Linked DNA regions of Homo sapiens: region 1 is linked to region 2. A link is a contact called in ENCODE Hi-C or POLR2A ChIA-PET data. All regions are on one chromosome and are shown on one strand. The core of a region is the stretch at or near the end of the contact, and the rest is flanking DNA. Distances in the headings are between cores, read along the strand shown.

Region 1 (5,325 bases), core at 1,895-4,394, 340 kb after region 2:
CTGCTTGCCTCATGCTTTGGGACTGCCGTGATTTTCTTCTATAGTAGCCCACATCCAGCTCAGTGTTCTTCCTGCTGACATCTCTCTCATAGTGGCACAAAAACAAACAAGTAAATAAGCTTTACCCATCAATTGAGGTTTGACTTCTCACAGCTGAGAAGGGTCTGTGGCACAAGAGTGAGCCACAGCCCTCTGGGTGGGAATCCCTGCTTGAGCAGATGGCCTAGGGATATAACAAAAGGAGGAGGTGCACCAGGGAGGAGCGGCTGATAAGAAGAGGAAGGAAGAAGCAGCAAGAAGAAAGATCATTGACAAGCCTAACTGGGAGCTTCCACACTGAAATACGCTTTTCCTGGCCAGGGAAAAAACTCTCAGAAGGCAGGGGAGTTTTCAGAATGCAGGCTTTGTTACTGGGCTGACCTGGGTTCCAATCATGTCTCTTCCACTTAGTTCCTTTATGTTGGTCAAGGAATGAATGATCTCTCTAATCAGTAGTCCAGGCCCCATCATTTTCCTGCTTAAATTCTTCCCATGGCTCTGCAGCTCTCAAAGCAAAGCAAAACTGGAAAATGCATGACATGCAGGTTGTCGCTCCAAACTCCCTGTCCCATGGAAGATATCACCCATGGATCAAAGCACTTTTTCCTAAGACCAGATGCAGCCTCAGAATCTTTCTTAACACAGTGCTTCAAGCAGTCACCACTAATCCAACACAGTTGGCTTTTAAGATAAAATGTTTTTGCCATCTTTAGCCTTCCAAATGTCTATAAATGTTGTAATTTAGGTCCCATCTGCTCTCCCCGCCTTAACTCCCAGAGGTCTTCCTCACTTATTTTATCTTCCAGTCACATTGAATTAGCTGTCATTCCCTAATTAAACCAGGTTCTCTTACCCCTCTTTGCCCTTGCTCATGTTGCTCTCTCCATCCCATTCCACTCCCCACCCTGAGCCCAACCTCAGATTCCTGGAGACCCTGCGTAAGTGTCAGCTCAAGGGTTCTCCACGTGCTTATTGCACCCTGTGTGTATTTCTGGTGGGGTGCCACGCTGGATGGCAGCTGTGCACTGCTGTGACAGTGACCCCCAACAACCTGAGGTCTCCTAAGGGCAGAACCATGCCTTTTCATGTTTAGATGCATCCCTCTACCTCTCCCTAGCACTGCTAGGGAGTCCTCCCAGTGAGTCCCAGATAAAGATGAAGAGAGTAAAGAAATGATGAAAATGCCAGGGAGCAGGCAGAGACTACAGGGCCCACACTCCTCCTCTGTCAAGTGAGGGTAAGGACTTCTCTGTCAAGACTGGCATAAAAGAGAGATAACATATGTAAAACACAGTGCCCGGGGCATGGGAGGCACTTCCTAAATATTTGTGGAGGAAATTAAGGCATGAAGGAAGGATTAAATAATGAAAGATGAAGAGAGGAAGAATAAATTGGAGAAGGAGGAAACTAAAGGCAGAAGGAGAGAAGACAAATTCTGAACAAGCACCTATCATGTATCACGCACTGTTCTAGGCCCCAGGTATACTCAGTGGTGAAAAACAACCCCAGATACATTGCTGCACCTAGGAAGCTCACAATCTAAAAGGAAGAAAAACCACCTTCTTAACCCAAGTGTTGGATCTAGGCCCTGCCATCCTTTCCCAAGACTTGAATCTCTTCCCATGACCTTCAGAATCAAGGCCAATCTCCTTAGCTCAGCATTGCAAAGTCAGGGTAGGTAGACTATGCTGCAGTAACAAACAGCCCTCCACATTTCAGTGACTTACACAAGTGTATTTGTCATTCAGACAAACCCACTGCCGTTCCAGTGTGGACTCCAGAGTGCTATCCCCACTGTGTTGACTCAAGATTTTGGGGTGTTTTGTTTCAGTGGCACCTCCATATGTCATATTGCCCATTTCTCTTCTGCTCAAGACAGTGAGGTTGAAACTCCAAGCCTCATTACAGAGCATTTGCTGGGCTATCTCTGAACCATTGCACAGCCTTGCCTCCTGTAGAGAAGAGGTACAACCCAAGTGTCCCACAATGGATAATTAGATAAAGATACCATGATATCTTTATCTATCTATCTATACACACACACACACATACACACACACACACACACACACACACACACAATGGAATTCCATTTAGCCATAAAAAAAAATGGAATCCTGTCATTTGAAGCAATGTGGATGAACCTGGAGGACATTAAGTTAAGTGAAATAAGTCAGGCCCAGAAAGATACATACCACACAATCTCATTCATATGCAGAATCTAAAAAGTTGATCTCGTAGAAGTAGAGAGTAGAATGGTGGTTACTAGAGACTGGAGAGGAGAGGGCGAGGAGGCATGGTGAGAGGTTGGTCAATAGGTACAAAGCTACAATCAGGTAGCAGGAATAAGTTCTGCTGTTCTATTACACAGGAGGGTGACTATGGTTACAATATTATATTGTATATTTTAGAGTAGCTAGAAGAGAGGATTGTGAATGTTCTCACCACTAAGAAATGATAATGTACGCGGTGATAGATGTACCAAATACCCTGACTTGATCATTACAGAATGTATACATGTATAAAAACATCACACTGTACCCCATGAATATGTACAATTATTGTGTCAATTTAAAAATTAAAAATAAATAAGTAAATAAAGGCATGGACAATTAACAAGAAGACACAGCCAACTCACTCCCACCTTGCCCAGCTGGAAAGTGTTGAAAGATCCTGAGATTCTGATGCCATGAGCTCAGCTGCACAGGAGGGCATGGGAGAGAGAGGCGGAAGCAAAGTGTCCGGCAACTTCCCTTTGGGCCTCATCTTCTCCACTGAAAAATGGGTAGATCTGCCTCTGGGAAGGGTCATACAACTCCAAGCAGCTGGAGTCTACCTCCCTGCAGATAGTTCCTACCCAGGGGCAGCTATGAGCCTGGCCTGTGAAGTGGAGAGAGGGAAGAAATTCTTCTTGAGGTTGGACATTCTCAGCCCATGGCCACCATGTGTCAGCTGAAGGGAAGCAAGCCAGGGAGTTCAAATAGAGAAACAGGAAGAAAGCAAACCAACCCATCTCCCTGGTTTCCCCCACGCCGCTGCAATGCACTAGAGGATGAACCAGCTCGTTCTCTTCACTTCTTTTTCTCTTGGTGGTAGCGGTAGGGCCAGAGGGTGAGTAAGCCAGAAGGTTCCCCAGTGTGGTCTCGGTTAAGGTTACTGGATACTTGCTTCAGTCCCATGGGTGATGAGTTCAGTGTCAACTCACACCTACCCCACCCCACCCCTGGAGGCCCTCTCCTGGGTTTTTCTTTCCTCTCCCAAGTTCAAGTCAAAACATGGTCAACCCCCCACACTTCCCTCACCCCTGGCCCGGCCCAACCAGCCCCTAACCAGAGCACAGGGCGCAGTCCATAACCACATCTTGCAACATGATTCACTGCGTCTGTGGAGGGACTGATGCAATTGTGGGTGAGGAGTCATTTCTACTGATGGGGAAACCACAGCAACCTGGCCAGGGGTGGGAGGGCAATCCATGGGGACCTACCCTGAGACAGGCCGCGATCAAGAACCCTCAGCGTCCCCAGAGCAACCCAGCCACACCATGACTGAGGCCAGAGAGCAGAGGCCCAGGACATGCTGTCCTCCTGCGGAGAGGCAGTAGGCTGGGGGCCGGGAGGAAGGCAGGGGTCTTGGCAAGAGAGGGACTGTTCAAAGACAGCAACTCTTCCAGGAACCCCCAGAGTGATCCATCTTTCTCTGTGAGCAACATGGACGTGTGAGGTTCTTGGAGGAGGCCAGGAAACCACAAGCAGGAAAATCGCTTTCTCTGGGTGCTGGGTCCGTGCCTGGACCAAAGATTGAAGCCACATTGCTGCTCACTGCACTACATGGGAAGCACACACACATGCCTGGAGAGCATGTACTCCCACCGCCAGAGCAGGTGCCCAGGAGACACACAGAACTGAATCTGAAATTGCAGGGGCCCAGCAGCCTACATGCTGTGGCCTGGATCAGCTGGGCACACCTGCCTTGGGTGCCTGATCTACTGTTCATTTCCAATGCCCAGCTCAGCCACCTGCCCAGTGGACCCTGCGCTTATCCCTCTGGCTATGTGAGCTCAAGCCAGCAATTTCCCCTCTCTGGACTGCCCTCTCTCTCTTCCGAACCCTAGTGCTCACTTCTGCAACTTAGCAAGGGATTATATGATGCCCCGTGACAACACTTGCTCTTTCCCTGTGTTTCTATCTTATTTCTCCATTTTCATCATAAGCTATTCTAGACAGGGCTGGGCTAGCCTCGAGAAGTTATCCCTGCCCCACCTCTACTCACTGATCTTGACGCATCTCTGCAGAGGAGGTATTTTTACCCTATTCCACTGAAGAAGAAACTTAGGCCCAGGAGGTAATAGAGCCAACAAGGACACTAGTAAGGGGCAGACTTGGAGCTAAGACTCAAATGCGCTTCAAAACCCCTGCCCAGCATTCTCTCCAAACCCCAGCCACCTAACCCAATTCCTTCATGGAGTCTCCTGGTGAAGGGCCAAAGAGATGAGGATCTCTCCAGAAGGTACCAAGCAAGATGTAAATATGAGAGAGAATAACGTCTGACCTCCCAGATCTGCAGGTCACAGACCTACAGCTCCAAGATCCACATTTTTTAAAATGTGCCACCCCCCATCCTCACCGTCCCTTTGGCTCACAGTCTGGAGGCTCCCTGGAGCACCATAAAAGACAGAACTTAGCCATCCGTGTGCAAGCCTGACCCCTGGTGACCAGAACCTTGAACTGCATGGCCAACCAGGCAGGCCCAAGAAATTAAGAGATCTGGCACTCACTCACTTGCCCAGCAAACTTCTGACCAGCACGGAGCTTATGGATTAGGCCACATCTACCTACCCTTCAGCCCAGGTGACTCTGGAACCACAGGCAATGGAGCCTTATTAACCTAACCCCTCACATGGCTAGCACATATGTCCATGATGAGCATAACTCATGCATCATGAATCCCACAGCCACCTGGGAGGCAGATGAAGTCCTAGCCCCCATCTAGAGAGAAACAAACTGAGGCCAGAGCAGTGAAAGCAATGCTCTGAGACGTCACAGAATCAGTGACAGATGCTACGCTCAAACCTACAATTTTCTGACTTAAAATACCATCCCTTCCAATTTTCCTAACATCCCCACCCTCTGGTCACTAAGGGGCAAGAAAGAGATGAGGGAACATGGTTCCCAGGACACCCCACTTAAAACAAGCGGATTTTTCCAAAAAAAATAAATTTACTTAAAATAGATATACTTATTTAAAATAAAATACATGGAAGATAGCTTTCCCCCTTCTCTCAATCAA
Region 2 (5,786 bases), core at 1,404-3,903:
CATCTGCCCAGCCTGTTCTAGCATCAATTTCTTCATCTGTGAAATGGGGATGGCACCACCCACTGCGCAAGGCTTAAACAGGGCATGTAAAACACCTAGCCCAAGTGATCACCCTGGAGGTGGTGGCTTGTCCTCCCAGATCAAATCCTCCTCCAAACCCATGAGGAACTCTCTAAGTCAACCCCACCTCCGCCTGCTGCTCCTCTACCTCTGATTTGAATCTGCCTGGCACTGGGAATCTGGGTCACTCATCTTGCTGGGACTATGTGCAAACTAAGAGTAAATAGGCTCCAAGTAAAGGCCTGAAAGATGGCCCTTTCTGTGAGAAATGCATGTGAGCCTAGTGCATCATCTTTGGCAATTTGTCTTCACTGCATAGGACCCACGAGATGGCTGTGTAAATAAATCAGCTCACTTCTCAGCCTTTTGTATGCTCCTTGAGGGATCCTGAGGCACCGGGCACGCTGACGGAGCTTCATCATTATTTGCTGGCTGTCTATTTTGGAGATCGCCCCTGGTTGGTCACCCCATGATGTATAAGGAGGATGCAGTCCCCTCTAAAGTCAGCTCCTGCTGCTGCTCTGTCCTTACCTCCCCCATCTCTTCCCTCTCTGGCCAAATGCGGCTTCTCAGGAGCCTCTGAACTGGTCCCGAACATCCTCACCTTGATGCTTTTGTGTCAGCTTCCCCCATGCTCCCTCCTCTGTAAGCCCTGCCCTGCTTCCTTTCAGCAAACACTTCTTAAGAGCTTTTGTAGACAAGGAAGGTCAGTGGACCAAGCTCTGAGAGGGAAAGACAAGCCTTACCAGGACCCTTTCCTCAAAGAGCTTCTACCACAGTCCTGGCCTTTGGGTAAGGAGTCCAGTCTGTTCCATTATAGCATCGATTTCTTCATCTGTGAAATGGGGATGGGACCACCCACCTCATGAGGCTTAAAGTAAAGAGGGTGTGTAAAATACCTGGCCCAAATGATCACCCAGGACGTGGAGGCTCATCCTCCTAGAGACCAGACCAAACCCTCCTAGAAACCCACGGAGATCTCTATCAAGTCAACCCTGCCTCCCCTTCTGACTTCCTCTACCTCTGCTGTTGGGCTAAGACAGCTCCTATGAGATCAGTGAGGCTCAAATAAATGTCATTCCTCCCTGCCCAGCTCTTGGCAGGACGAGAAGTTTACATACTCCCTGGGTGGAGAGGTGGGGGTGGGTGCCAGAGCAGAGGAGGGGCTGGAAGAAGCACTGAGTTCCAGTATTTCTGTAGCTAGGTCTTCAGGAGATGACTCTTCACACCAGCCTTTGGTCCCAGCTCTCTGTGCCCTGGGCTCACCTGGACATACCTCTGCATGCCTTCGTCTGCTCTTCCCAGCCAGAGGTGGACTCTGTGAGAGGGAGCTCCCTCTTCCACCTCCAGTGGCTCCTGTAGGCCCAGCCCAAGAGCAGAGGGCCACTGTGTTCCCCCACTAGAGTCTGATTCTTTCGCCCACATTACCTCCAGCCTCTCTGAATACAGGCCTTGAGAGACCTGAGCATGTATGGGCTTCCGAATGCAAACAAGGAGTGAAGTATTTCAAAACCTGGTATTTCACCAGAAACGGCCCTTCAGAGGGGCCCAAAATACACAGCTCGGTGTTTGCACTTCAAAGAGTGGGAGGCCCAGTCAAGGCTCCAGGCAGCCAGGTCTTCCCTGTGTCAACAAGGGGAAGGAAAGCAGCTTGGCCCTGTCTGGGGCATCCTGAGAAAGGGGTTTTCCGACTGCAGCTGGAGAAGAAGGCAGGGCAGGGAAGGGCTGCCAATCCCCGGGGTGCTTCCTGCAGACGGCGTGGAGACCCAGGGGCTTTCTTGTGAGCTCACAGAGGAACCTTTTGGGGAATTCCCCAATGATAATGACAATAGTTCCCGGTTACTGCCTGTGATATGCTAAGCTCTTTCCATGGTTTTTCCCATTCATCCTGATGAGGCCGGCAGTACCAATCTTCCCATTTTGTAGATTTGAAAACTGAGGCTCAGAGAGGTTTGGATGACATGTAGGTTAATGGCAGAACTGGATTTCAGTGCAGGCCAGCCTGCTGCCAAGGCCTGTGCTCCTGATCAGCATGTAAAGCTCATCCCCTCTCCCTCTAAGGTCACTGAGCCCCATCAGGGTCTAGGCGCTGAAGATACTGAGAGAAACAAAGTACAACCCCTGTCTTCACTGAGCTGCCAGTTAAAAGGAGAACAGCCTCGGAGACCAGTGGCCACCATGTGAAAGTGAAAGTGCTTTGTCAGAGGCTTTCTGCACAGTCGTGGGAGTGGGAAAAGGAAGCACTTGCCTCTTCAGGGGCCCTATGGAAGAGGGGGCCAGCAAGCTAAATCTGGAGAGAAGAGATAGCATTTGCCAGGTGGGCAGAAGGGACAGCACCTGTGGCCAGCCAGACCCTGCAAGCTGTGTTTGTTGTGGTCACTGAGTGGGCCTGAGTGCCGCAAAGTGAACCACTCACTCTGAGGTCTAGGTGGGGCTGTGGAACTTGGAGGATTTTAAGGAGCAGGGAGAATGAGCTAGGCACTCTCAAAGGCTCAGGTAGATGTGGAGGGGGCATGGAGCAGACACAGATTAGCCTGTCCTGACCTCTCTTAGCACATCAGACCCCAAGAGGACCCCGGTGACAATTTCTCAAGACCTCATGACAGCAGTGTGGGTAATGATGACACAGTGGTGGTGTCTCAAATGCACCCAAAACTTATCAGTGTCACTGTTTTTGACAGATCCATCCTTAGCCCAGGCCCAAGATGCAGGCATTTTCACTCCCATGGGACCCACGAGAAGAGTGGAGTGGTTCCACATCAGGAGAATGGGACGCTTTGCGGTGTGAGCCGGGGGAGGCCCTTTTGCTTCCCTCTATGGAGCTCAATTTTTTCAGCAGAAAATGAAGTGGACAGGATGATCCCTGAATTCTGGCTTGAACAAAAGCTCCCGCGTGGCGCTGAAGGTGGAGGTGGTTCGGCTCAAGGAATCTACCCTGTGAGCATGAGGAGTTGAGACAAGCCTGGGCTAGGAGAAGGACACCAGCCCATGACCCAGGCTAAGCTCTGTCATGGGCAGGATGTATAACCACCACAAGTCATTTCACTGCTATAAAATAGAGATAATAATCCCTCTCCTGTTCACTTATGGGCTTACTGTGAACATCAAATGAAATAACAAGCACAGAAGTGTTTAAATTGTAAGGTATGGTGTCAAGTTGAATCATCTTCTGGTTCTTGAACCACAGGGACCATTTAACCCAATTTCCTCATATTCCAGAAGAGGAAACAGAAGTTCAGAGTGGCTGTGACTCGTCCAGTGTTCTCTGTGGCAGAACTGAGACCAGCTCCTAGATGCGATCTCTTCTCTTTAACCACCGCTGTGGCTGCTATGATTCAGAGACCTGACAACATTTTGTCATAGAAAAAAATTCAACCACCTCCCCGCCGCCACCCCCCACCCTGCTGACCCTTGGCATGGAGTATCTCTCTGCCTTCAAAAGAAAAGAAGAAACAAATTCCAAACCCCAAACCCCACTAACTGCAGAGCAGCTGCTTCTCAGGGAAAGCGGCCACCCGGAATGTAACGCGGCAGAAACCGGTCTCACTGCCTGCCACCAAGCAAACGTGGCCTGTTCTGATGGCTCAGTGGCCAATGTCTTCCTGTCACCAAGCTCCTCCAAATCGCGGGGGAGATTGTTTTGACATTTGATTAGCCACAGAGTGTAACTTGTGAGTGCTTGAGCAAGCCGACTCTCAAGCAATGGCATCGCTGAGTGCTTTAGCCTGTTAGAGATACCATGTATCAGGGAAAGCGATGGCGGGCAGGGCTCCAAGAGGGAAGATAAGTGGGCTGTTGGGAGAAATTAATACGAAGAAAGGAAGCGGCGAATGAAGTCAAACGAAAACAGGGTCCTGTGATATCCATGACTCATAAATTTCATTGATACCCAGAATGTGAGTTCCCTGCTCTCCCTCGAGTTAGTAAACTGCTTGTCCTCAGGGTGACCCTGCGGGAAGATTCAGGGGCAGGAAGGAGGTGGGAGGAACAGGCTGGAAAGCCCGCATAACTTTTAGGTGGAGCTTGCACAAAATGCTTTCTCTCCTGCAGGGAAGAGCCTATGAAGATGGCCCTGAGAACAGATGAGTGCCTGCCTAGGGCGTGATTCAAGGGGGAAGAGGTCACCAAAGGAAGGCAGGAAGGTGATAATTGTGGGGGTGGGAATGGAGATTGGAGGGACCCAAGACAGAAGTCACAACTGAATCCTTATTTCTTTTTTTTTTTTTTTGAGATGGAGTCTCTCTCTGTCTCCCAGGCTGGAGTGCAGTGACGCGATCTCGGCTCACTGCAAGCTCTGCCTCCAGGGTTCACGCCATTCTCCTGCCTCAGCGTCTCCGAGTAGCTGGGATTACAGGCGCCTGCCACTACGCCCGGCTAATTTTTTGTGTTTCTAGTAGAGACGAGGTTTCACCGTGTTAGCCAGGATGGTCTCAATCTCCTGATCTCGTGATCCGCCCACCTTGGCCTCCCAAAGTGCTGGGATCACAAGCATGAGCCACCGCGCCCGGCCTGAATCCTTATTTCTTAGCAAGGTTGTTCAGGCCACCCTACTCCAAACTATTTATTGCCATGAGTCCCTTCATTATCTTTAACCACCATAAACCCCCTAATGTGAAAGACTGAGTCTGCCAAATGAATTAGGTTTTGCCGACAGCTCAGACCGTGGAGTTCCGTAAGCCTGCGGTGAGAGCTAAGTCTAATCTATGGGGGGTTCTCAGTAGGATGTTTGACATGTTGGAAACCACTTGGGGACCCCTCTGCTTTCTGCTGGACTCAACTTAGGCTGGCAGCTGTTGATCCTGTGCTGTCACCTCCACCCCTCCCGCCGGTGCCCATGCCTCGGGAGCCATGATGGAGAGAGGTCAGCAGGAAGGGGAGTGAAGTAGTGGGAAAGGCCTGGCCTGGGAAGCTGGGGAGGGGTGTGGTCCCAGAACATAAGGAGGGGGAAGACTAGGAGAGGTGTCATATCAGGGGACTTCCTGGAGCTGTGGATTTGCTAATGCTGCCCTCTCTTCACTCTAAGGCCCTGTCTGTGACATCAAGTGACCTCCCTATATTAGACTCTTGTGTGCAGAAAAGGCTATACCTTTGTAGCCAAGGAAAACCCATTTCAGTGGGCAGGAACCCACATCAGAGTCCGCAGGTAAGCACCCCTAGTAAGGCTAAATGAGGAATAGATTGGAAGATCCAAGAGATCTGGAAAAGGGGGCCTTTTATGAACCTTAGACGCAGGAACTGCCATTGCCCAAACCCAGCTCCAAACCCAGCTCAGCAGGATGGGGCCTCCCCATACTCCACCCCAAAGCCTGCAGTGGAAACCTCAGAACTGACCTTCCAGATTGACCAAGTTGGTAGTCTTAGCTCTAGATTGCACCTGAGGAAACTGAGGTACCTAGAAGTCAAGTAATTTGTTCAGCATTACATGCTGGACTCTACGTCCAGCTTTGTCTGATTCCAAGCCAGGGCTTGCAATGCTGCACCATGTACTGTGTGGAGGTTTTAGTGCACTTCAGAGTTTCTATAGCTATCTTCCCAACTATCCTGTGAGCACGTAGAAGGCAGAAGCAAAGTTTTCTTTACTATTTGCATGGCTTCATTTTAACACATTTACTGGGGGCTCACTTCATGTCGGGCATTGCGCGAGGTGGGAATAGCTACATGATATCATATTTGGGGCGTATGTTCAAGAATTTCAAGATGGTGACAGCAGAGCATGAAACCAAGTG

The links. Hi-C counts contacts between places; a loop is a spot of excess contacts on that map. ChIA-PET counts read pairs that join two places held with the same protein, here RNA polymerase II (POLR2A). Pooled maps may share reads with other maps.
Region 1: a map of CD14-positive monocyte shows a loop between it and region 2 (2.7-fold over the local background). The contact joins two enhancer-like sites. A Hi-C loop is called at or near these places in 2 of 168 maps with a recorded cell type or tissue (CD14-positive monocyte and natural killer cell), 4 of 37 single-sample maps with no recorded cell type and 14 of 50 pooled maps. POLR2A ChIA-PET finds 5 or more read pairs at or near these places in 1 of 52 experiments (B cell).

Annotation. Positions count from the first base shown.
Region 1 is chr15:70,483,472-70,488,796 of GRCh38, forward strand. No RefSeq gene overlaps it. Among named protein-coding and RNA genes, the nearest start is that of LINC02205, 20 kb to the right of the region's middle. RefSeq lists an enhancer at 3,266-3,325. Within about 2 kb of position 3,145, at least 8 of the 41 ENCODE cell types and tissues checked have a DNase peak (open chromatin) inside an H3K27ac peak, as active enhancers do; they include CD14-positive monocyte, where a contact is called at or near this core.
Region 2 is chr15:70,139,043-70,144,828 of GRCh38, forward strand. No RefSeq gene overlaps it. Among named protein-coding and RNA genes, the nearest start is that of TLE3, 44 kb to the left of the region's middle. RefSeq lists enhancers at 750-1,255, 1,760-2,263, 2,031-2,130. Within about 2 kb of position 2,654, at least 14 of the 41 ENCODE cell types and tissues checked have a DNase peak (open chromatin) inside an H3K27ac peak, as active enhancers do; they include CD14-positive monocyte, where a contact is called at or near this core.